Regions from separate parts of the Mus musculus genome. Here all the other regions are linked to region 2. A link is a loop called in an ENCODE intact Hi-C map of the cell type or tissue named here. Cell type or tissue: heart. All regions are shown on one strand.

Region 1 (8,000 bases), 69 kb after region 2:
GGTTTTTTTCTTTGTTTTGTTTTAATGTAAATGGTGCTTGCTTACATTTCTTCTGGCTGTGAGGTGGCCCAGTGGAATGAATTTTGTCAATATTATCATTGATTTAATATCTGGTGTGACGCACAAGGACATGCTCACAGGCCTGCTATCACTGAAGATACCAGCTTCAGAATTGCCAGCACCAACAATCAGGACATCATGCGTAGCCCTAAAAGCATGTGTCTATGAGGATGCTGCTTTTAATAACGTCTCTGTCCTGGAACATTACTGATTATCACATAGTATTTGTGAGTCTCAAGTTTCCACAGGGAGGTGTCATCAGGGAGACCATGCTCACACCAGAGGTCCAGGCATACTTGAAGGTGCTCATACCCTCATACCATCTCAGCCTCCTCAGGATTCTCAGTGGTTCTTTTGTGGCTCCCACCACACTTCAAGAAGAGACAGCCAAGTTGGTGACTTGTGGGAGTCCATGTACCAGTGATGTGTTCTGACGATAAACCCGTTGCCAAAATTGACACCCAAGTTGACGCCCAAGTCTTCCAGGCTATTTTACTTGAGTCTTTCTCACGTTCATTAAACATCTTTAGGACTTCCATTGTTTCTGTAAAAGCTGTGATTGAGATGGGTTCTCTTCTTCCCCAGGGTGATACTTTTTTTTGTTGCTATGATACAACATCATGACTGTCCAAGACAGCTTCCAGGGCAGTTTATCGTGGTCTATGGTTCCGAGGGAGAGTTGGCTGAGTAGGATTGAGGAGCAAGGCATGGTAGCAAGGGGTCAGAGCAGGAAGCTGCGAGGTCATATTTCCAATGACAATCACAAAGCAGAGGGGATGAAAGGGAAGTGGAAGAGGCTTTGAACTCCTGAAGCAGCACGCCTCTGGTGACATACTTCCTCCAGCAAGGCCACACCACCCAGGTCTCCCCAAAACACCACCAATTTGGGGTCAAGTGTTCAAATACTTGAGCTTACAAGGGGCACTCCTCTTTCAAGCCACACTACCTATTGTTTCTCCCTAGAACCCCAGGTTAGCGCAGTGGGGTCTTAGGTGTTGGTCTGTGTTTTGCTGCTTGCCCTACCAGGCCAACCCATCCATCTCTGACAGAAATACAGTCGCTAAGGTGGTCTGTAAAATGCAAATGAGGAGATCCTTTTAGTTCCGTGTTTAATGTGCGTCAGTGGATGCTGCCTCCCAGGACCTAGGATAAAACACAGAATCCTGATCCTCTCCACAGTGTGGCCCATCTTGGTGTTCGCTGGTCTCTTCCACCTCCCTTTTCTCCTTCTTTAGTGCTTTGTCCTTGGTGCCCTGGCCTCTGGCCTGCATCCACTGAGCTTTTTGCTCCCTCACAGCCTGACCCGTGTTGTCACCAAAACAGGGAAGTCAAGGAGCAGAGGCCACTGAGAGAAGTAGAGGCTATTGCTGTTCTGTGCTGAGCAGTTGACATGTACACACTTGTGCAGGGTATCTGATCATACTGCGAATCCCCAAGATGGTGTTATTTACTGGAAAAACCTGTTTTTAGTTGTGTGGCTCAGCCCTAGTACACACCTTTAGTCCAAGAGCTTGCTGTCTGTTGTAAACAGGATTCGGGTCAATCATACCATAGGTCAAAAGGCGAAACCAGTAACCAGTTGACAGGGAATGAACACAGGAAAAAGCCATCGAGGAAGAGGAATTCAGGAGGGCGGGCCGATAGAAAGACTCACAGGAAGTGGAAGGGAGGGACATTCAGTTTGAAGGGGTTTTGAGATGCTGTGGAGGAGAGCCTTCTTTTTGGGATGTCAGCTGTGGAGGAAGATCAACTGGGCGCTTTCTCTGCCTCTGAGCCTCTCTCAGGCTTTTACCACAGCATCCAGCTCCCTAGTCGAGATTGGTAAAGTCACATGATTGAGATTTTATTAGAAACAACACGTACTTAAGAAGACTCCTTCCTTAGCCAAAGTTCTGTGAGGTTCCAGTATGCCTTATGGACTTGACCTCAGCTGTGGTCCCTATTCTACCTGGATCTGAATAGAAATTCGGTCAGATACCAAGAATTCTGGCAAGTCTGATGAGCAGAGTCCTCATGCTTGATACCGGTTCCTTTTCCCAAACTTTGGTCTCTGGTCACCTTGGTCTGCCTTCCACCGGGTTTTTAAGTTGGCTTCTGAAGAGTCCTTGAGGGACTCGGTCATTTTTCATCTCTGTCTCCCTTCCGGTATCTGGTATCCTAGCTATTTTTGTGCCAGTCTTTTTCTTCTATTGCAGTAACCTTGACACTTGACACTTGAGCCTGGGAATTGTAATTCCATGCTTCTGCGCCGATGGGAAAGCGAGGTGGGTGGCGATTGAGTGACCCACTTTTATTTTTTGGGTAGTCCCGAATAAAGTCTTCCTGTTAGTTTAGCAAATGTCAAAATAACCATTTTTCTTTAATTCAATTGAGGCAATGTTTGTGGTCGGTTGACCTTAAAGAGGGAAAGACAGAGTGGAATTTGGAGATCTTGCCAAATGCCTAATGTATCAGCATCCATGGCTTAGTTACAGAAGACAGAATTTACTATAGCTATTTTAGAAACAAATTCACTGTGGGGAACTGAGTGGCTCATAGAATCCTCACTAGGGCTGAAGAAATTGACTCGGATTACGTCAGCCTGGTTCCAATCTGGACCCACAGAAGGGAAACTCTATTTTGTCTCTGTCTTCTGAGTTCAAGATTCACGGAATCACAGGGGATGGACACCTTAACACCCTAGCAGCAAAGGAGCCTGGGAAATGTAGTTCCACGCTTCCGTGCCGATGGGAAAGCAAAGTGGGTGTCGATTGAGTGAACCAATAAACTGAGATAACTAGACAGCAAGGAACTAGGCGGGGCGGTTGCTAGCTTTCTGCCTGTGAGGAAAAGCTGTGTCAAGGCACAGCCATAGAGATCTGGAAATATTTGTGAATCCTGTCTGCAGTTATGAAACCCAATTAGCTCTTTCTGACACAGGTTTGCTAAACCGGGTCATCTCCCTCAGGGCAAAGAAAGGGTTTAGAGTTAAAACTACCCTGGCGATTGCCAAGCGTTCCCTCAGTTTTTAAAAACTAGACACAAAACCATTCCCACTTTTGTTTCTGCTCCGCAGCACCCTCTGGTGGAAATCTGCTCTCATGTTTGCCAACACTCCACTTTGATCTATTGAGAGGCGCGTTTATGTGCAACTCGGATATTTGATCAGAGCCTACCTAGACCGAGATGCTGCAAAATGAAACCTCGGTCCCCAAGAACCAAGTAAGCAAAACAACAATGCAAACAAGCCTCAAAACACACATTGAACTTTGAAAGCTTCTCAAACTAAAACCTCCAGACTGGGGACAGAGGTCATGTTGGTGACTGATTTCTGCCGTCTCTCCTGAAAATGTTCCTCTTTGCCCCTTTCTCACCCTCACAGCCTAAGTATGACTCTAAGGAGGAAGCTGAACTGGGGAATCAGACCTGTAACTGCAAAAGGACTTAACTGAGGGTGTCAACAGACAAGGGATTGTAATAGAACATCAGGTAAATAGAAATGGAGCCACAGGGTAGCTATCACTCCAGCACACCTATCGTCCCTGTCCGACACAAGAGGTCTACAAAGAGGTCCAAGTCTGTATTCTTGGGCAGAATGACACTCTTAGGTTTAGAGTTGAATTTTAAGGTTAGGAACCCTCAATTCTGTTCTTGCTGGAGGCCTTCAGCAAGATCCATTGTACCAGAGGTGGGGTGTCTGCAAGCGTGAGGCTGGATCTGGTGCAGAGGCTTAAGGGTCACATCTCATTAGCCTGGGAAGGCCCAGGTTGAAGGCTGAGGTTCAGTGGGCATTGGGGACAAGAAGACTCTGTGTGTGTGTGTGTGTGTGTGTGTGTGTATGCAGAACAAGAAAGCTGGAGACTCCAGAAGAGCTTGGAAGAGAAACAGCTTTCTTTTGTTGACAGCACGCTGGCTAGTCAAGGGAGCTGCACAACTGGTTCACTCTGAGAAAGAATACTATTCTGGTAGGTCTTATTGCCAACGTGTCACAGTCAGAGTCACCTGGGGGGTGGGGTGGGGGGACCTCAATTGAAGAGTTAGTTGCCTCAGTGAGATTGACCTGTAGTCCTGTCTGTAAGGGATTGTCTTCAATAGACTTGTGAGGGAGGTCCAAGACCACTGTGGGTGGTACCATTCCTAGGCAAGTGGTCCTAGGCTGAATAGAAAGTTAGAGGGGAGGGAGGGAGGGACTGAGGGAGGGGGGAAGAGAGGGAGGAGAAAGGCAAAGAGAGACAGAGACAAACAGAAGAGAGATAAAGATAGACAGAGACAGGCAGACAGACATGCAGACAGACAGAGACAAAGAGAGAACCAGAGAAGAGTAAGTCGTGTTCCTCTATGGTCTCTGTGATTTTGGTTCCGTTCCTGCTCCGACTTTCCTCAACAGAGAACTGAAACACAAAAGTCTAGTCTAAAATTAAATCCTTTTCTCTTCAAGTTGGATTTCGTTAGCCTGTCATCTCAGTAGCAGAAAACAAACTAAAGCAGCCCCTTACCTTGATAGGGTCTGAAATGATCTCATAGGCAAGCCTCCAGATGCACTTCTGAGGGATTGCGTGAACTGACTGACTGGCTAGGATTTCAGTACTGTGGAGAGACTGGGATGTTGTGGTCCAAAGAGACCTTATCTTGGGCTAGTTCTGATCTTCCAGAACAGACATTGGTCACTCACCTCTGGGTCAGAACTAACACCTTGTGACTAACTGACCAAAAACCTTTGGGAATCTATTAGCTTAGCAGATTCACCTCCACCAACCCAAAACTCAGACGGCATCTTGGGCCTCTAGAAAAGCGTCCTCCATCTTGCAATGCCTGCCTCTTTGATGTACTCACCAGTGTGGTGACTGCTTCCACAATGGTACATGGAATTTGGGGTAACCTAATTCTGTGTTCCCGGGGCCATGATCACTCAAAATGACTCCAGAATAAACTCTTATTCCCTTCAAGATGAGAGCTTTGGGTTTGTGCCAACAGTTATCTTGACTAGGTTAGACTCTGGCCAAGCCTGTGGCGGATTATCTGGATTAAATGCATTGAGGTGTTAAGATCCACAGGAAAGTCTCCTGGACTGCATGAAAATAGGAAGCACACAGAACTGGAGCCTCTTTGTTCTCTTTTGATACACTGTGACCTGTGCCTTCAAGCTCCTAAGTCCTTGACTTTGGGTGGGGCCATGACCGCTCCTGGGTACGGTTGAGGAGGTTTTACAGTAGCCAGGAGGGAGAAAACAGCCAGGAGCACTTCAAGGCTCCAGATTGAACTGGGCCATGAGAGAAAAAGGGAGAGAAATCAAGAGGTGGAAATGAGAGCAGGGGTAGGGGGCGAGTGGACCAAGAGAGACGCAGAAGCAGAGCCAACCAGGAGCCAGGAGACCAAGAGAACATGTAGCCAAAATAGCTGTTATATAGGGACCAGAAACTGGAGGAAGAGAAACCCAGGAGAGAGTGGAGGGTGGAGGGTGGGGTAAGAAGTGCTGGGAGGAGCCTCGGGCCCTGAGTGAGACTTCTCTGGGGTTTCTTTGGGATCTAACAGGCTGACCCTACAATTGCCAGACAAAGCGCATTTTATCCCAGCCACAGGAAAGTAAATAAGACAAGCACAATAGTAAGTGCCACAGACTGTGGCAATGCCAAAGATGCCTGTCCTGAGTGCCTGTGACCATTCACCCCATCAGGAGTCTAGAGGAGGCTGGAACTAGATAGCACCTGAGAGCCAGCGTTACCTACACCGGGAGAGGGCGGAGCCTAGACAGGACAGAAACCTCTCACCAGCTAGAGTCCCAGCGTGTGTCAAAGAAGCAGGCAGAGCCTACAAGAAAGAGTTACCACTTCCTGTTTTCTACCAAGAGGACTCTGTGAGAACAAGAAACTATTTCCTCGCAGGCACCAAGGATTCCTTTTTAGAAGGTGTTTGATTTCAGACCTGGCCTCCAGGTTCTCCCAGCATCCCGCGGTTCCTACCTGGTGTAGCCTGCCTGCAACCCTGAAGTTTCTAGCACAGAGGCTGGGCTTCCCACAGAGACTCTTCCTTATATAATCCAGACATTTCAGCCTTTTTCTTTCCCTCTCTTCTCTCTGCATTCTTTCTGTCATTCTCTTCCCCAGACCTCCCCTCTGTCTGCCTATGGTGACTTCCCTGGCCTTGGGACCAGTGAAATCTCCTAAGAGCAGCTTCCTAATAAACCTGCTTAAATCTAATCTAATCTGGCCTGAAGTGGCTCATTTCACCAGCAGAGAAATAACTGTCAGAAGAAAGATGGAGATGGGCCGAGAAGGACTTCATTTATGGAAGCTCACCCTGCCAGGCTCACCATGGTAACTGTGAAAATATTACCAGGTTTGAATTCTGGCCCAGGTCTAACAGATAAGAACCAGCAGGGGTGAGGCAGAGACATTTTGGAGTTTTATGTCGTAGTTTTGCTTTAAATACGTTTTTACTGAGTGTAGTTGTCACACAACAAACTACTTCTATTTGAAGTACACTGTGTGGCTATGTTTGAATAGTCAAATAGGTTAATGGGCATACCCACACCCAAGCTTTTCTTTCTTTCTTTCTTTCTTTCTTTCTTTCTTTCTTTCTTTCTTTCTTTCTTTCTGTCTCTCTCTCTCTCTCTCTCTCTCTCTCTCTCTCTTTCTTCTTTTCTTTTCTTTTTTTTTTTTTAAAGATGGGGTTTCTCTGTGTAACCCTGACTGTCCTGGAACTTACTCTGTAGACCAGGCTGGCCTCGAACTCAGAAATCTGCCTGCCTCTGCCTCCTAAGTGCTGGGAGTAAAGGCATGTGCCACCACTGCCTGGCCAAATTTTTCTTCAGACTCGTCTTTTAAAAACAAAAACAAGGGGCTGGTGAGATGGCTCAGTGGGTAAGAGTATCCGACTGCTCTTCCGAAGGTCCGGAGTTCAAATCCCAGCAACCACATGGTGGCTCACAACCATCCGTGATGGAATCTGATGCCCTCTTCTGGAGTGTCTGAAGACAGCTACAATGTACTTACATATCATAAGTAAATAAATCTTTAAAAAAAAACCCAAAACAAAACAAAACCCCACCAATGTATATGTGTGTGGTATATGTGCATGTATGTGCATGTGTGTGGAAGCCGGATGTCTTCCTCAATTGTTCTCCACCTTATATTTTTGGTTGTCTCTGAGACAGGGTTGTCTGTGGATGACTCCTGACCATCTTACCTCCACTTCCTAAGGTTTAGGCTTACAGGTATGAGCTATCAGGCCTGTTACACACACACACACACACACACACACACACACACACACACACACACACACTTTTATTTCTTGAAACAGTCCCACTGAATGTGGAGTTCATGTACTGGCTTGACTGGCTAACCAGGAATCCCCCCGCACCCCCCAAGTTCCTCCTGTTTCTGCCTTCCCAGTGCTGGGTTTATAAAATGCATGCTCTCATGCCTGCCCTTTCACAGGGCACTGGGGATGGAGCTAAGATACTTGTTCAGGCACAGTACCAACTCTCCATCTTCAGACTCTTATCTGTCTCTGCCTCCCATCGTTCTGTGTGCTTTCTGCCCCCACCACTCCCACCCCTTCCATCCAAACAACCGTAGGTTAGGGGGCATCTTCTAGAATTGTATAGAAATATAACCATACAGCGTGTCCTCACTTGGGGTCTGGCTCTTTCACTGGGCATACTTGGGACCTGTCCACTCTGTCCCATGTCTCAGGAGCACACTCTGGTTTGTGTACTGAGTAGCATTTCCGTATACAGACTATTCTGATGCATCAGTAATTTGCCCATTTCCAAGTGTGAAGTGGAAACTTAAGGGTTCTTTGGAGACTCAGTTGTGTTAGATGGCGTTCTGCTGGGGCAAACACGTGAAGGAGTGTTTTCCTGCAGCACATACAGGTGAAAGGCTAAGGCTGACTCGTGAAAGAATCTTTGGCTGAAGCAGATACAGGTGAAAGGCTAAGGCTGACTCGTGAAAGAA
Region 2 (8,000 bases):
ATTTCAGGGAACTGTAATATACTTTATCCAGCTTTACAAGGGGCTAACATTAGGTCATTGCACTCCTATAGAGACTTACCATGGGCCTAATGAACCTTTCATATTTCGGTGGTTTTCTTGTAAAGCCATCGCCAACAAAACAGACTTTAGTAACCATTCTCTTCCATGCCTTCTTTTTCCTTTTTCCTGTCCGAATAACTTTCAATACTTCTGTTTCTCCTTGGGCACGAACTTTGGGTAGAGGGACCTCCCATTTTCCCTAAAAGTGTAGGTTGATAATGTTAAAAAAAAAAAAAAAAAGAATAAGTCAAGTGTTTTTTGGTCATAAAAAATAAAAAAAAGATTCACTTTCCCATAACCATTCAACACACGTTTGTAGTTCAGCTGTTTTGGAGAAGTCCGTGCTGTGCCTTCATAATTTGCCATAATTGGCAAAACCCAGCTAAGTCTGGATGTCGTGGGCGCCTTAAATAAATGGTTTGGTTGACCTAGGATCTCTTCATACCTTGTTACAGACCAAAAATCTACACCATAAGGCAGTGACTTGTCACAAGCACATATAGTTACAAGCAGAACTCATTCCACTTCATCTCTTTGTATTTTTCCCTAAAACAGACTTTAAGACTGCTAGTAACATCATATGCTTTGTAGCGCCCCAGAATAAACAGACACATAAAACAAAAACAAAACCCCTAAGGCTATAGCAGTGTAAGGCAGTAGAAAGACTTCTGGACTAATATTACTAAGACATGGGTTCTAGGATGTACCACCACTTCACAATCCATTGCCACCAATAATGATTTATAACCCCCCGGGACCCTAGTCTCTTATCTGCAATCAGACTAATTCAACATATTCACTGAGTAGATATCCACTAGTGTCTTCAGTAGTAGTCAGACCATTATAATTAGGATATTTACAAATTGAAAAAAGATTTTAATACTGTGTATTTTCCAATTAGATTTCTTAATTCTACTCACAGGAAGTTAAAAATAATATTTATGAGGTCTTTCTGTATCGGGGCAGAATTTTAGTTAGTTTTGACAATAATTGTAAAAGGGTGTGTAAAATTCTACTGGAACCAAATTTGACACTGCAAGGCCAAAAAAAGTTGTGTTTTTCTCTATAATAGCACAGCATTAAGATTTTCAAATGTAAGTCATTAAGTACTGAACTTGTTTTTAATTAATTCTTAAATGAGAGATGTATGACACTCTAATGGCTTACAAGGACTCATGGAGACCAAGTTGGCCTCAAACTTGCTATGTAGCCAAGAATGACCTTAGACTTGTGATGCTCCTGCCTCCCGAGCCCCCGTGCTGGAGCTACAGCTAGGTGGGCTGACGTCCGTCAACTGAGCTCTATCCACCGCTCCCTCTGAGAGATTCTGTTCACACTTAAATTCTAAAATTCTTTCCACCAGGATACACCAACCTTGGCGATAAGACAGCAAGTTTCTATCAAACTAAATTTACAAAATTAGGCTGGAGATAGCTGCTAAGAGCACTTGCTGTTCTTTAGACCACTTGTGTTCAGGTCCCAACTCCCACACAGTAGCTCATTAGCAAATAATTTCAGTTCCAGGGGAACAGACATCCTCTTCTAGCCTTTGTTGGCACCGTGTGCTGTCATAAATACACATAGGCAAACACACATAAAAATAAGCAAGTCTTAAATCCTCATCAAAATAGAAATAAAAAGATTCACAAAAACATTCTAAGACTTTCAGTATCCCAATAATGGAACTAATAGTTGCCCTTAATGTTTCAAATTAAACTGGAGGCAAATCGTGACCCTCAAATTTAGATATTTCTCTCGTGAAAAAATTACTTACCGCCTTTTCTTTCCGTTTCTGCTTAATCATGTTAGAAAGGACTTTTGCTCTCGACTGGCCCTCTCTGTCCAGCAGATAGGCAGGGACTGCTCCCTGCGGCGTCTTCTCATCATCCTTCTGCTTGGTGTTTCTCTTCTCATGCATCTTAATACTACGAGAAAGCCCAGAGGTTCAGAATGTGCACAGTAATTATTACCCGAGTATGCTATGTAGATGGGCCCACTTACGTCTTTTTCATTTGTATTTTCTCGGCATGGCGCTGTTTATGGTAGAGCTTAGCCTTCAGGCCAATCATTTTTTTTGCCTTCTTTGAACGTTCATGGGCCTCCCGACCTTCTTTCTTTCTCTTTTTCTCATGGTAGTCCAAACGATATCCGTATCGTTTGCGGTGCAATTCAATATATTCATTTTGTGGCTGTAATAATTCAAGAAATGTTACTTTAATTTTTTCAAGTATTGACACGATTATTTTAAGATTTTTTTAAAGGATTTATTTATTTGTTTTATGTATGTGAATACACTGTAGCAGTACAGATGGTCGTGAGCCTTCAGGTGGTTGTTGGGAATTGAATTTTTAGGACCTCTACTTGCTCTGGGTCAGCCCCACTCGCTCAGTCCCTGCTCGCTCTGGCCCAAAGATTTATTCATTATTATACATAAGCATCAGAAGAAGGCATCAGATCTCATTACAGGTGGTCGTGAGCCACCATGCGGTTGCTGACATTTGAACTCAGGACCTTCAGAGGAGCAGTCAGTGCTCTTACCGCTGAGCCATCTTTCCAGCCCTATTCGAAGACTTTAATATGATGAAGTGAAATATATTTTTATCTTGGACAGTATTCATGTGCTTACACCTGCATGACTCTCAGGGAAAGCTACTATTTAATGAAGGTATTTATTCAAAATCTACTAAAAACATAAGATTACTACAGGATTTAATGCTTTTTTTTTTACTTTAGATAATAAGGTAAATTACTTTCAGGTCTTTTTAAATTAGAAAATGTTATTTTGCCGGGCAGTGGTGGCACACACCTTTAATCCCAGCACTTGGGAGGCAGAGGCAGGCGGATTTCTGAGTTGGAGGCCAGCCTGGTCTACAGAGTGAGTTCCAGGACAGCCAGGGCTACACAGAGAAACCCTGTCTCGAAAAACCAAAAAGAATGTTATTTTTCAATCGGACGTGGTGGCGCACGCCTTTAATCCCAGCACTCGGGAGGCAGAGGCAGGCGGATTTCTGAGTTCGAGGCCAGCCTGGTCTACAGAGTGAGTTCCAGGACAGCCAGAGCTAAAAGAGAAACCCTGTCTCGAAAAACCAAAAAAAAAAAAAAAAAAAAAGAATGTTATTTTTCTAAAACACAATTTACATAAAACAAGATTTGCCAATTTTAGTTGTGGGTGTGTAGTTGTAATTCCTGCCCAATCATAAATTTCTGTATCCATTATATTCAAGATGGCATATTGATTTTTCCACCCCAGAATGTTCCTTTGTGCTACTCTAAGGTCTTCTTTTCCCATCTTCAACCTTATATTTGTATGGTTTACTCTGCCCAGTGAGTAGAATCTACAGGACACACATCCTTTTGCATCTGGCTTTTTTTAACTAGAATATATCCATTTATGTCTACCAGCTCTTAAGTACTTTATAGCACTTGGCCATATCCCAGTGTGTGGATATAAACTCATTTCTTTATCCATTTACCATATGATGTATATCTGGACTGTTCATTTTTTTCCATTGGTGATTAGGAATAAAGTTGTAATAAATATAGATGAATTCAGACCTTTGCTTGGAAACTGTCTACTGCTGTGTTATCTTCCAAAGTTGGTGTATTATTTTGCATGTTGTCAGTACTATATGGGATCCCATTTGTGTTTTAAATTGTTTCATTGTTAACAATGAAACTGTAGTCAGCATCTAGTTAGATTTGAACCCTCAAAACCAACCAACCTAATAAACAAACAGGCACAAAACCCAGCTCAGAGATTAAAACTAGGTAACAAAACCCTTATGGGTGTTGTTTTCAACTGCTATCACATAAACTTTGCAGCAACTACAAAGAAGGTTTATGGCATTCCACTTTGAAGAGAAACATCCAGTATAATGAGAATGGCAGGTCTGGTAATTCATATATAAAGAGAATGTTTTGTTCCGCAACTCATTCGCTGTTTGGCTTTTTGCAAAGAATATAGTATACTGAGCATTAAAACGGTGTGATGCGACTATAAAGTTATTATCACAAGTCTCAACTGCATTCCATTAGGTTGGCACTGACGCCACGGTAGCAAGATCAGGACTTTTATAGTGAACTCTTGTCTCATCCCAAGATTTGTGTTCCGGGTCCAGAAGCTGCATCTCACGCCAAGGCATCTCAGTTCCGCCTACCACGGTCCTCTCTCCCCGACAGCCCAACCACGCTAACCCCAGGCCCTTCGTCGCCCGCGTCCGAGGAGGCCTCCTTACCATGATGACAGCCGCGGAGCACCGGTCCGCGACCTCCCGGGTCTCAAAAAACTCTTAATTTCTGGATGTCACTGGTCCACGAGCCTGCCTCGTTCAGCCCAGGACGGGAAAGGGTAGTCCTTTAAGAAGGCCGAGTGGAGCGCAAGCGCCGCACAGCAGTTCCGTGACGTCTTTCCGTTCCTAGGCAGATGGGCGGAAATTGACAGCAGGAGAATTTTAGCTGAGACGCCACCGGAACTGCTTAGAGGGCGGAAGGTGCTTATGGAGCTTTTGTAAGCTGGGAGATCCGCGGGTTCCTTCTGCGGGTATGAGGGTGTCTGAGGTGGTGGGATGTGGTACCGTGTTGCCGGTTCCTCTCTTACTCCCCGGCGGACACTAGCAGAACCAGCCAGGCGCCCTGTGCGTGCCGCGGTCTTGCTGGTCTGCCACTGCTGACCTCGTAGCTGCTACTGACAGCGGGTTCCAGACGAGCACTCCCCGGCCTCCGGGCCCCGTCTGCCGGGTCACGGACGTGTTGCTTCATCCATTATGGAGGGCGACTGATTTGTTAGTCTGTTTCTGTCTCTCCTGTTGCTAGCGGATGCACAATTGGTTGAGATATGTTATATGGAAAATAAAACTACTGGCCAGGCCAGGAAAGCAAAAGGTACTTGGTTTTTGTGGACGCCCAGGACTTTCCCCCTAAGCTCTTGAGAAATCCTGTGTAATTAAGGGCAGTTTTTACCTTTTAGAAATCTGTGTGGTTTTTCCACCTTATTATTATTATTTTTTTTTTAAGATTTATTTATTTATTATATGTAAGTACACTGTAGCTGTCTTCAGACACTCCAGAAGAGGGAGTCAGATATCGTGATCGGATGGTTGTGAGCCACCATGTGGTTGCTGGGATTTGAACTCCTGACCTTCGGAAGAGCAGTCGGGTGCTCTTACCCACTGAGCCATCTCACCAGCCCTTATTATTTTTTTTTTTAAATGTGTAGTGCGTACCTGGTGCCCTCCGAGGCCAGAACAGGGTGTTGAATCATAAAAGATGGTTGGGGGGGCTAGTGGTTGCTGGGAATTGAACCTGGTCCTCTAGAAGGGCAGCCAAACTTAACCTCTGAGCCATCTCGTCAGTCCCCAGTTTTATCCTTGTACTGTAGTCACAGAAGTTCACTAGCTCCAATTTGGAACTACCAAAATTGAAAAGTACATCTCAAGAAGCCCTAGCACTTGGAGTCAAGCTGTTGCTTTTTTTTTTTTTTTTAAACATCCCTTCCTTTTTTGATGTTTTCGAGATAGTGTTTCCCTGTGTAGAGCTGGCTGTCCTGGAACTTGCTTCGCAAACAAGACTGGCCTCAAACTCAACAAAGGTCCGCCTGCCTCTGCCTCCAGAGTGCTGAAATTAAAGATGTGCACCACAACCGCTGGGCTTCAAACTATCATTTAAGTCCCCATAGTATAATGTTTTTGTTTGTTTGTTTGTTTAAATCAGAGCTAGCGCTGATTAGCATTCGTGTATTTTCAGGTGCAGTAAATTACGCAATTTCTCAAGCTAGAGTATGCTCCCTCTTCCCACATTGACTCCCTTACCTACTTTAGTTTTTTTTTTAGTTTTAATTTCACAGTTTTAGTGAAGCCTCCCTTGACACCATAACTGCTCCATTTCCCTTCCTTTCTGCAACATCGATGACAGTAGGATGTTGTATATTTCAGCCCCTCCCCCTAGTAGCCCTTGAGTTGGCTAGAGTCTGTGTGAGCACAGTCGTTGTTGTTGTTCACTGCTTTAGTTCAAATACTCCAAAAGCAATTTTAGACACACTTTTTATTAAATATGTGGGTTTAATTCTCATTCAGACCTGTGCTGTCATAGATGAAAGACGGAAACTGAGATTTCTAGTGATGTATCCAAGATTTCAGAAGACCCGAGAGTCCAGCAGCAATCTTCTAGTAGTAAAACATAGATATATTTAAAGACTCATCCAGACAGGAAATAGATGTACTATAGGCGTTTGTCTCGATGGGTTTTCAGAGCACACGTATTTAATCAGCTTCCGGATTAAGAAATCCCTTTAGCTGAGTCTGATTCCTTCTCTCTCTCTCTTTTGTTTGTTTGTTTGTTTGTTTTTCGAGACAGGGTTTCTCTGTGTAGCCTTGGCTATCCTGGAACTCACTCTGTAGACCAGGCTTGCCTCAAACTCAGAAATCCGCCTGCCTCTGCCTCCCAAGTGCTGGGATTAAAGTCTCGCACTACCTGGCTTGATTCCTTCTCTTTTCCCAGCTGTCACTACAGTCACCCTCACACACACGGTATACATTCATAGGGACACATGTGCATAAAAAAGTTTTAAATCTTTTACAATTCCTTGTGCCTGAAATAAGCTTTGTAATAAAAATAAGATTAGCAGCTTGAGATCTTCCATTGAGCATAAAGAGGAGAAGCAAAAGTCGTAGTTAAAGGCTGTGTTAAGAACATTTTACCTAAGGCATACATCATACTTTTGCAGAAATGTTACATGTGATACAAATTCGAAATGAAGTGTGTTATTTCGGAGACATCAGTACATGATAAATATTGTATGTAGACAATACATTTGGGATACAATCTAGAAACATCATCTTTTAGGGAGGGAAGATAGAATTAGTACAACAGTAGGAACCTAATTTAAGGCCGTTTCCACTGGGTGCTGACAGATCCCCTTTTCTATGTTATGTCTCAGCAACATTGTTTTTCCTCAAGACAGGGTTTTTCTGTGTAGTCCTAACTATTCTGGAACTCACTCTGTAGGCCAGGTTGGCTTCCAACTCAGAAATCCGACTGCCTGTGCCTCCCAAGTGCTGGGATTAAAGGTGTGTGCCACCATGGCAGGCTGATTACAGTAACATCTTAAATTCTGCTTACATAGGAGTACATTTTATGACTGTTCTTATGTGTCACATCTTTTTTTAATGTATTAAACTATTAACATGACTAAGTGTATTTCATTTGTTTATTTGTTTGCTTGACTACCAGTGTGAAAACACATGCATTTGTGCATAGAAGTCAGAGGACAACTTATGACAGTTGGTTGTCTTCACCCTGTGTGTCCCAGGGATCAAGTCGAGATTGTCAAACTTGGCCGCAAGAGCCTTTACCTTTTAAGCCATCTTGGTGGCCTCAATCACGTAGTATGAAAATTCTGCATAACTGATTTAGCATTGCCTCCCGTGACCTAGGCAGATCATTTTCTCACACCTTTGACCTCGTACTTTACGTCCAGGGAAGACTTGGTAAATGTGGGTCTAAGGGCCTGCTGTGGTGCGGAGGTCAAACCCAGGCCCTTGACAGCGTAAGCAAAGGCTACCCCTCAGGCTTAGTAAGTGTTTGCAAAGTAAAGGCTTCTGTATTCACAGGCGCAGGCAGCTTGCTTTCATATAGCTTTTATGTATTTTATTTTCACATATTTATTGTTCAAAAATCAGAATAGATAAGTTTTGTTGTTGATGAGAAACTACCAAGTTTCGTGAGATATCTATCATACTTAATTCTAAATATTTACCTTAAGTATATTTCTGTGTAGTTTTTTTTTAATTTCAATAAATGTACTTTAATTATATCTTGAAGTTTTGTTTGGTTGGTTTGGTTTTTCTTTGAACTGAGTCTATGTATGTAGTCCAGGTGACCTAAAATTTGGCAACCCTCCACTCTCTGCTTCCCAAGTGCAGGGATTATAGGCATCTGCCAAA
Region 3 (8,000 bases), 740 kb before region 2:
ATGTTTAAGTGGTCATTGGTCATGAGCCCACATTGTCATCACCGTCGCACAGCTGCCTCAGAGCCACACCTCAGAGCCCTTGCCAAGGCTGCATTCTGGTTTAAGGACCTCATTTTGTCTCCCAGGTTGATACTTAAAAGAACCCTTACTGCTTGGATTCCTACAGCTGGCTCTCGATTGGACTCTATAGTTTTAGAATCCAAATCTGTCCTAAAGCTGCCAGAGTAGTATTTCTTTTTTAAAATGTGATTTTTTGAAAAGCGCAGTGTTCAGAGAGGTAGCTCTGCAGTAAGAGTCTAGCCCCTGACTTGCATAGCTGCAGTGCATTCAACCCTCACCATTGTAAATATGAATAAATAAAAAACAAGGTTGGCCACATCCGTTGTTTCAGACATTTAATGTCTTATGTAAAGATTCAGCCTTTTAATATGAAAGGTTATAATTGTAACTATGCCTTCTTATTTGATTTGTATTCAGCCTAACCAAGCACCCTGATTCTTTTTCACGTACATGCTATGCCTCTGTGCCTTGGCTTACACAGCTCTCCTTTTATCTTGAGTCTGTCTCTCAGGTCTCAGTACTGGGGCCATGCTGCCTGACTTACTGGTGTTCAGAGAGTTTGAATAGTTACTATTTGCCTTTTAACTTGCGCACCCCCATTGCAATAGTTTTCTTTAGTTAAGACATGGAATGATTTCTCTGTGTGTGTCTCAGTATGTTGTAATGTATGAAGTTAATTTTCTTACAGTAATATTCCCCAGATGTAAGTATCTCAGCAAGGGAATTGACTCAAACTCTTGGGCTGTCTTACTCCAGAATGTCACAGGAAAGTATTTGGTCTCTGGGATGTCACCTAAGGCTGAAGAATGGTGACCACAGGCTCTTTCCTGAGAAACTCTGCAGGAAATGGTTCTGAAGCAGTTTTCTTCAGTCCTTTGTGTATTTAGCACATCTCTTAGGGTATTATAGAAACACAAATGTTTGAAGTAAGTCCCTTCTTTGGCCCTAGGATTTTTGCTGAACATGTCAAGTGGGTGATTTCTTTTAAATGACACGAACAATATTTGCAAGTTAAAGCACTGTTGCACTCCATGTATTTAAAAGCTTTGGTGTAAATATTAGGAGAGAACTGAAGCTAACTTGTGCTGTTTTACAGTGTTTGCAGAATGTCATCTGATGAGGACAAGTGTTCACTTCATGTGGCTCACAATGACTCTGACCGTTCTGTCTCCACAGACCTTCAGGTAGGAAGACATCTAAAGTTATTGTGACTTTAAAAACTTAGAAAACGCTGTGTAATGGTGCAGCCTTTAATCCCAGCACTCAGGAGGCAGAGGCAGAGAGATCTCTGAGTTTAAGGCCAGCAGGTTTCACATAGAGAGAGCCAAGACAGTCAGGGCTACAGAGGCCACATTCCCCCCAAAATTTAAACAAAGTATTAATTTATGGCAAAACCAGAAGTGCATTTTTCATTTACTCATTCCCTTCACAGTGAAGTGTTCGTGTTTACAATATTATCAACTCTCAACTAATTTGGGGAGTATATTGCTTTAAGTTTTCAGAAAATAGGCATGAACTGTTCAAAAGCATTTTCTGCAAAGGCTTTAGCACAGTGAAAAATAAAATTCAGAATTTCGGAACATTATGTGAAATGTTCTCATTTAACTGCCTCTGCCAAATGCTTTCATCCTTAATGAAAAGTAACAGAATGTCAGCCATCTGAGATTCTAGGGTCCAAGGCTCACTAATGCTCTGTGTAGTAAGGTTCTTGTTATGACCACTATACTTGCCATAATCTACATTTGGCATAACTACTGCATTGGCATAATCTCCTACCTTGAACCTGGGCTGTGACTGATGAGTTAGGAGAAATGCTTAGGAAAGAGTGTGTTATTTACATGGGATCTTAAAATCCCACAAGCTGTGCTTTCTTACTGCCTCAGCTGCAGGGCGGTGGAAGAAGTAGATGACCATTTGCCCAGGTCCAACCCTGGGGCTTATTCATTTACATAAAAAAGGAGAAATAGGTGCTCATAGTCAGTTAGCAAAGGCTACTGCTGGAGACTTGGAATTCCGTACATTATTTTATTAGGGTCAACTCCCATCTAGGTTTACACAGACCAATGAATACCTTGTATCTTATCCCAGTGTATCCTGTCAAGTTAAGGTTGCCCTTTTTCTTAATAACTGAAAAATTTGGATTTTCCTTTATTTTAACAACCAGGTATGATTTAGAAAAAATTTTAATTTAAGACTATATCAACCTTTTTAAAGAATTATAATTTCTTCTGTCAATATGAAAACTAAACATTATGATAAGCTACATAAATTTTTTTCCAAACACAGACTTTTACTTTGTATCTTCAGCCCAGGCTAGCTTCAAACTCCTGATCCTCTTCTCACCACTGCTCCGTGCTACAACTACATAGATGCTTGCACACACCTGCCACACTTCCTAAATACTAGGAAACAGGTTAAAACTCGGGCTTATTGCCTTGAAGGGGCATCACTTGTATCATCTTTAGTTAAATTGATAGAGAATGTAAGAAAGAAGAGATAGAAAAAAGTGTTATATTGAATCACCAACACTTCCCCATTAAATTTTTAATTATAAATGTCAACGTCATGCCAGAGCACTCAAAGGACTCAAGCTAAGCAAAAGGGCTAAGCTTTCCTGTATTGTGGTAAGTATATGACTATTATGTGGTTACATAGACTTCTTAACACAACAAAATGAACGTTTGAATGCAACATTATAGCTGCTGTAATACATCGCTGTTCTTGGCTTCTCATAGGAGGAGTATGAAGAGCTGCTTCGCTATGCTATTGTGAATCCAAATGTTGAATGCAGTGCTTCGCAGCCATCTCACCTTAGAGGAGAAGTGGCACCGGATAGATTCCCTACGCTAGCTGGTATGCCTCACCAACCCGGTTATATGCAGTTGTCAAGATGCCACTTAAGATCCTGAGTCTGTTGGTGATGCTGGCTTGACTGTGGAACTGCCCCTGACCATCACTGGGCTCTTCTCAGTCCACAGTGTAAAGCAGTGTGATGCGGGCCTGCCTTGCGCTTTACTGCCATTCCCGGCTCTTTTGACGGTTGGACTTTAATTGAAACTGCAGTTGACTTTTAACTTCATGAAAAGTCATAAAATCAGAGCAGCACAATAGTGATTATCTCTTTCCCCGGGCTCTGGAAATCCTGTACTCGAATCCTCAAGCTTACATGGCAAGCACTTTGCTGGGACTTCTCTTCCCAGCCCTTGCCTGTTTATATTCATCAGTCCGCAGCACTTTAGTTTGTTCAGAAGGAATTGTCATTAAGGTACTCAATGTAGAGCCTGGCAGTGGTGCTGCACACCTTTAATCATAGGATAGATAAATATGCACGTATGTTATAGATATAGAGCTACCATGTGACCCAGCTGTCCTCCCTAGACACACACTCAGGGACACGAGAGCTGGCATAAAATACCTGCACGTCCATGTTCATTGCAGCATAGACCCAGTCCAGTCGCCCTGTAGTGGATGAGTGGGTAATCGTCCATGGAATCATCAAGTGAAGCAGAGCAAAGCAGGCTTGGGAAGACAGGCAGTGCAGCTTCTTCCAGTGTGTGGGATACAGATTTTTTTTAAATGTATTTAAGACACAAAAGTAGAAGAGGTACTATTTAAATGGAAAAGGACCCAGAGGTGCAAGGAAAACAGAATAAGAAAGGGTTAGTATGTTATCTGCATACATGAATATGTCGCAATAAAACCATTGTACACGTAGTACGTACACATGTATTCTTTTAAGAGGTTTAATTTTAAAAACTTGGGGCGGGGGAGCTGAACAGATGGCTCAACAGTTAAGAGCACTGACTGCTCTTCCAGAGGTCCTGAGTTCAATTCCCAGCAACCACATGGAGGCTCACAACCATCTGTAATGAGAGCTGATGCCCTCCTCTGGTGTGTCTGAAGACAGTTACAGTGTACTCACATATATTAAATAAATAAAATCTTTAAACAAACAAACAAAAAAACATAAAAACAACTCTTTTTTTTTTTTTTTGGACAGGAAATAACCCTGTAAGAGACACTGAACTGGAAGTGGGAAAAGGATCCGATTTAAATATTTCAAGCCATTCAAAATCAGGTAGGATGACTTTTCCTTAGTTTTTTTATGAATTACAGTGTATTAGCAAGAATAAGTCACCATATTACTTAGCCAGACTTTTAAAATGCTATTGCTGCTAGCTTAAGTGATAATATTAAAAACAATTCACAACATTCCAAAATCATGCAGCTAAGATCATAATTACAGCGCATGACATCCTTTACAATGCCTTTAGAAAGAAGATGTCTTAATAAAGATTTAGCGAGATATTAGTTAGTTCAGCCAATTAATAAGTCCTTCATAAGCAATGTACTGCTCCCCAGCATTCAGGCGTATGTATCTACCAATGTAATGATCTATGTCTCTATGTCATATACTTATAGTGATAAGATACGTAATGATATAATGACCTGTGTCATATATTTAAAGTGAGAAAATGTTCATTTTTAGCTTGAAATTATTTTAAACTAATCATTGATACTGACTATAACATAAAAGCAATGTATCCTTCTTACAGTTAGGGAGCAATGGCAAAGGTGACTAATGGAAATACGGCTGCTAACTACTCTCTATTGTTGCAGTCCTGTTGAGTCAGAGATGTGCAGAGAGAGGCTGGTGGGGAGGAGGGGAGGTTGAAGCTTACTAGAACCAGCTTCAGGCTTTTTACTTTACATGTATAAATGTAAACAATGGAAATGGGGCACTTCCCTTGCTCTACAGCGTGGCATTATTAATGCGGAACCATTTAAGTCACTTTGTAAGAAATGCCTGCCTTTGTTTCTTCACTTGAAAGAATCTTGGGCAATATTATTTTTGCAGATGGTCTTTCAAGCCCTTAAGTCATATGACTCTATTTTGTAAATGGTGAATATGTATATTTTTTCTCAGCAATAAAACCACAGAGCCTTTTGGACAAGGTGCCATGTGTTTGTATTCCTACCAGGATGCTAAGACAAGAGGATAGCCAGGTTTACACCAACCTGCACTACATAGGCCCTATCTCAGAAAAACAGAGCAGGGAAGCAGAGCCTTCTGACTCTCTACTCAGTAGAGCCCAGTGAAAGAATACGAGTACACTTGCTCTTTCTGCCTTGCTCCTTGGGTTCTTTGATTATCTTCAGACTGTGTAGGTGATATCTCACGTATGACCATCCCACACTCTATTTATTGCATAGCAAATGCACAATTTAGGGAATAATTTTCCTTCTTGCAAGGAGTTCTAGAAAGATTTGCTTTTATGTAACAAGTTCTGTAGAACTTCTGTCCTTGCTTCATTCTTCAAGAACAAGAGACAAGCCACCACTCTTGGTTATTAGAATCATCATAGTTAAGGTGGGATTCACCAGAAATGGTAACGGATGATGTCTAATTCCAGTAATCTGTGATGGAATATTGGCTCTTCTAGTTATGCTTTTTAAAGATAGAGGCCAGTTGTCTTTCTGGCTCTGGCTCTCTGCACCTCACTGAGTAATGGCAAGTGATAGTTGTGTATATGTGCACATGCATATAGATTACTGTACAGATTTTTCATCTATATGTTGGAGGCTAACAGCATATCTAGTAAACTAAATAACTAGCCCTTTTATATTGTCAAGTTCTAGCAATGTTAAGGGCAGGACCAACATTGAAAATAAACAAGAGTGATCTATAGACAACTGCCTCACCATGGTCAATCAATGCTCAGAGCCTCAGTGTTCTCCTTATGGTTGAGAAAATACCTACCTCTTAGGTATTTTCATGTTGAGAGCTAACCCTGAAATATAAAAGGCATTTTGTTAATGTGAATGTGACAGTGTGGCTGATCACACTCAGTTCGGGCTGGACCAGGATGTATGACACATCCGTGTTTGCCATAGGAGTTGTTTGTGAAAGATGGAAGGGGTGTAGAAGGCATCCTATGCCTGTCAACCCGTAATCAGTGACAGCACTGATATCCAAATGCCCATGCTGAAGTATGTATACCTCAAGAGTAATTTCTCTGTGTTTTTTTCTTGGTCTCCAGAGTTGACATTATACATTACTTCTAACATAATCTTTTGACATTACTCTGCCAGTTAGACAACTTCCATCTGACCTGACGCCTATTTGATTGCTGTGCTTTTCTTGTAGGGTCACCCAGGAAGCCATCTCACCCAGTCATGGACTTTTTCAGCTCACATGTTTTAGGTGACTCTTCCTCGCCAGCCTCTCTTTCTACTCGGACAGATGCCCATGAAATAAATGGGGGGGAGCATCTCGTCTCTGATGAAAATTTTCAGAAGTTGGAGAATATACTTGATATCTGGAGTTCAGGTCTTAAGGTATTATAGCTCTTAGTTGCAGTTGCTTTATATTCTGACACCTGAGCCTCGTCTCTCTGTTTGCCTGCCTTTTACTTCCTCCTCCTCCTTTCCTTCCTTCCTTCCTTTCTTTCTTAATGTTTTCTAGTAAACAAAAACCTAAACAACAACAACCCAAAAAAACCCTAAACCTTTGGATTCCTGGGATGATCAATCTTAGATTTATGTCTTTCAATCTTGAATGCATATATGAGCTGCCTCAGTGTCTTGTTAAACTGTGGCTTGGTACTCAGTATGTTTTAGTAGGGCCTACAATTACGTATTTGCTACACACGTAGGTAATATTACAGTTGCAAGGTTTACAGAGTTGCTAGGATACTGTATGTCCCACCACATTCTCATGCGTTTTAAAGAGCATCCTGCATCCTGATAGCCTATAGCAATGACTGACATTGCTGCAGTCTCTTTAGAGCCTAGTGAGGACATAGGGGCTTAGGAGGGTCACACACCTGGAATCCCAGTTGTCTGGGAAGCTGGGATGGGAGGACCTTTTGTATATGTACTTTACTGATATATATTAATTTTATAGCAGCCACAATATATGTCTGATGAATCTATAAAACTTTTTGTTTGGTGATGCTAATACCTACCAATAATCAGCATTACAGAAATGTCACTATTAAAACACAGTATTAAAACATGATTTTTGCTGATATTTTAATGGAACAGGCTGGAGAGGTGTTCAGTGGCTAACAGCAAGAATGCTGTTGCAGAGGACTGGAGTTCTGCTCCCAGCACCATGTCAGTGGGCCACAGCCTCTGGTCTCATGTTCACATACCCAAACAGAGACTTACATGTCATTGAAATCAAATAAATATGATTAAAGTGATATGATTTAACTCTTCTAAAAACTGAGAAAATGAACTTTTCCAAAGCACGTAGTTATACATTTATATCCATGGAAAATGACAATCATATGAATTCTGTGACATGGTTTCCTGTTGTTTGAAGCTATAACTCTGAAAATACTCTGGCAGCAGAATCTACCATCCTCCCCTGGATGTCACGCTGTGATAATAGCAGAAACTATAGCAGGATTGTGCAGCAGCCATTAACCTCGTCTGTGCTGAGTTAAGCATGTTTGTTATTGAGGGTTTTGCTGTTCCTAGATGACTGGCGATTCCTTGTCCTTTGACTCCTGCCAGTCAGTAGCACTAAAGGGCTTAGCTAACACGTTGTTGTAAGACAAGCACTGCAATAACTTGGTTTGGAGGAAACTTCCGTTTCATGGTTTCAACTCCCACTCTAAGTCTTTCAACCGTCGGCCTCAGCTTAGCCCTTATCACTCTATTTCTCCACCTGATCCATTTTTATTTGAATTTCTTTTGAGGTTTTTTTTTTTGTTTTTTTTTTTTTTTTTACATGTAGGGATGTTTAGCCTCGGTGTACAACAGTGCATCACATGCTTTCAGTGCCTGGGAGGCCAGGAGAGGGTATCGGATCTCTTATGACTAGTGTTGTAGATGCCAGCCACCATGTGAGTGTTAGGGATTGCACCCAGGTCCTCTAGAAGAGCGGTGCTCTTAACCGCTGAGCTGTCTCTGCAGAACCACCGCATGTG

What was found. Peaks named below come from ENCODE experiments on the same cell type or tissue, not always from the same donor. Only the 100,000 strongest peaks of a DNase experiment are listed, where the experiment ranks them.
Region 1: it touches region 2 in a loop (8-fold over the local background); 3 of 42 quality-filtered maps call a loop at or near these places.
Region 3: a loop joins it to region 2, with 4 times the contacts of the local background. A loop is called at or near these places in 3 of 42 quality-filtered maps.

The regions. Positions count from the first base shown.
Region 1 is chr13:97,202,449-97,210,448 of GRCm38, forward strand. No RefSeq gene overlaps it. Among named protein-coding and RNA genes, the nearest start is that of Hexb, 8.1 kb to the left of the region's middle. In heart, a CTCF peak has its summit at 3,113 (motif pointing left); a DNase peak (open chromatin) is centred at 2,783; H3K4me3 peaks cover 1,004 bases; H3K27ac peaks cover 622 bases.
Region 2 is chr13:97,133,460-97,141,459 of GRCm38, forward strand. Nsa2 (NSA2 ribosome biogenesis homolog) reads right to left here and starts at 4,467. Exons shown (of 6, transcript NM_021552.5): 1 at 4,296-4,467; 2 at 2,062-2,249; 3 at 1,835-1,985; 4 at 80-259. The coding sequence starts at 4,298. It overlaps Gfm2 (G elongation factor, mitochondrial 2), which reads left to right and starts at 4,478. Exons shown (of 21, transcript NM_177266.5): 1 at 4,478-4,600. In heart, no CTCF peak of the experiment used is centred here; a DNase peak (open chromatin) is centred at 4,452; H3K4me3 peaks cover 2,049 bases; H3K27ac peaks cover 1,257 bases.
Region 3 is chr13:96,390,432-96,398,431 of GRCm38, forward strand. It overlaps Poc5 (POC5 centriolar protein), which reads left to right. Exons shown (of 13, transcript NM_026173.3): 3 at 1,157-1,244; 4 at 2,796-2,913; 5 at 4,061-4,138; 6 at 6,209-6,399. The coding sequence starts at 1,167. Among named protein-coding and RNA genes, the nearest start is that of Poc5, 6.1 kb to the left of the region's middle. In heart, no CTCF peak of the experiment used is centred here; no DNase peak of the experiment used is centred here.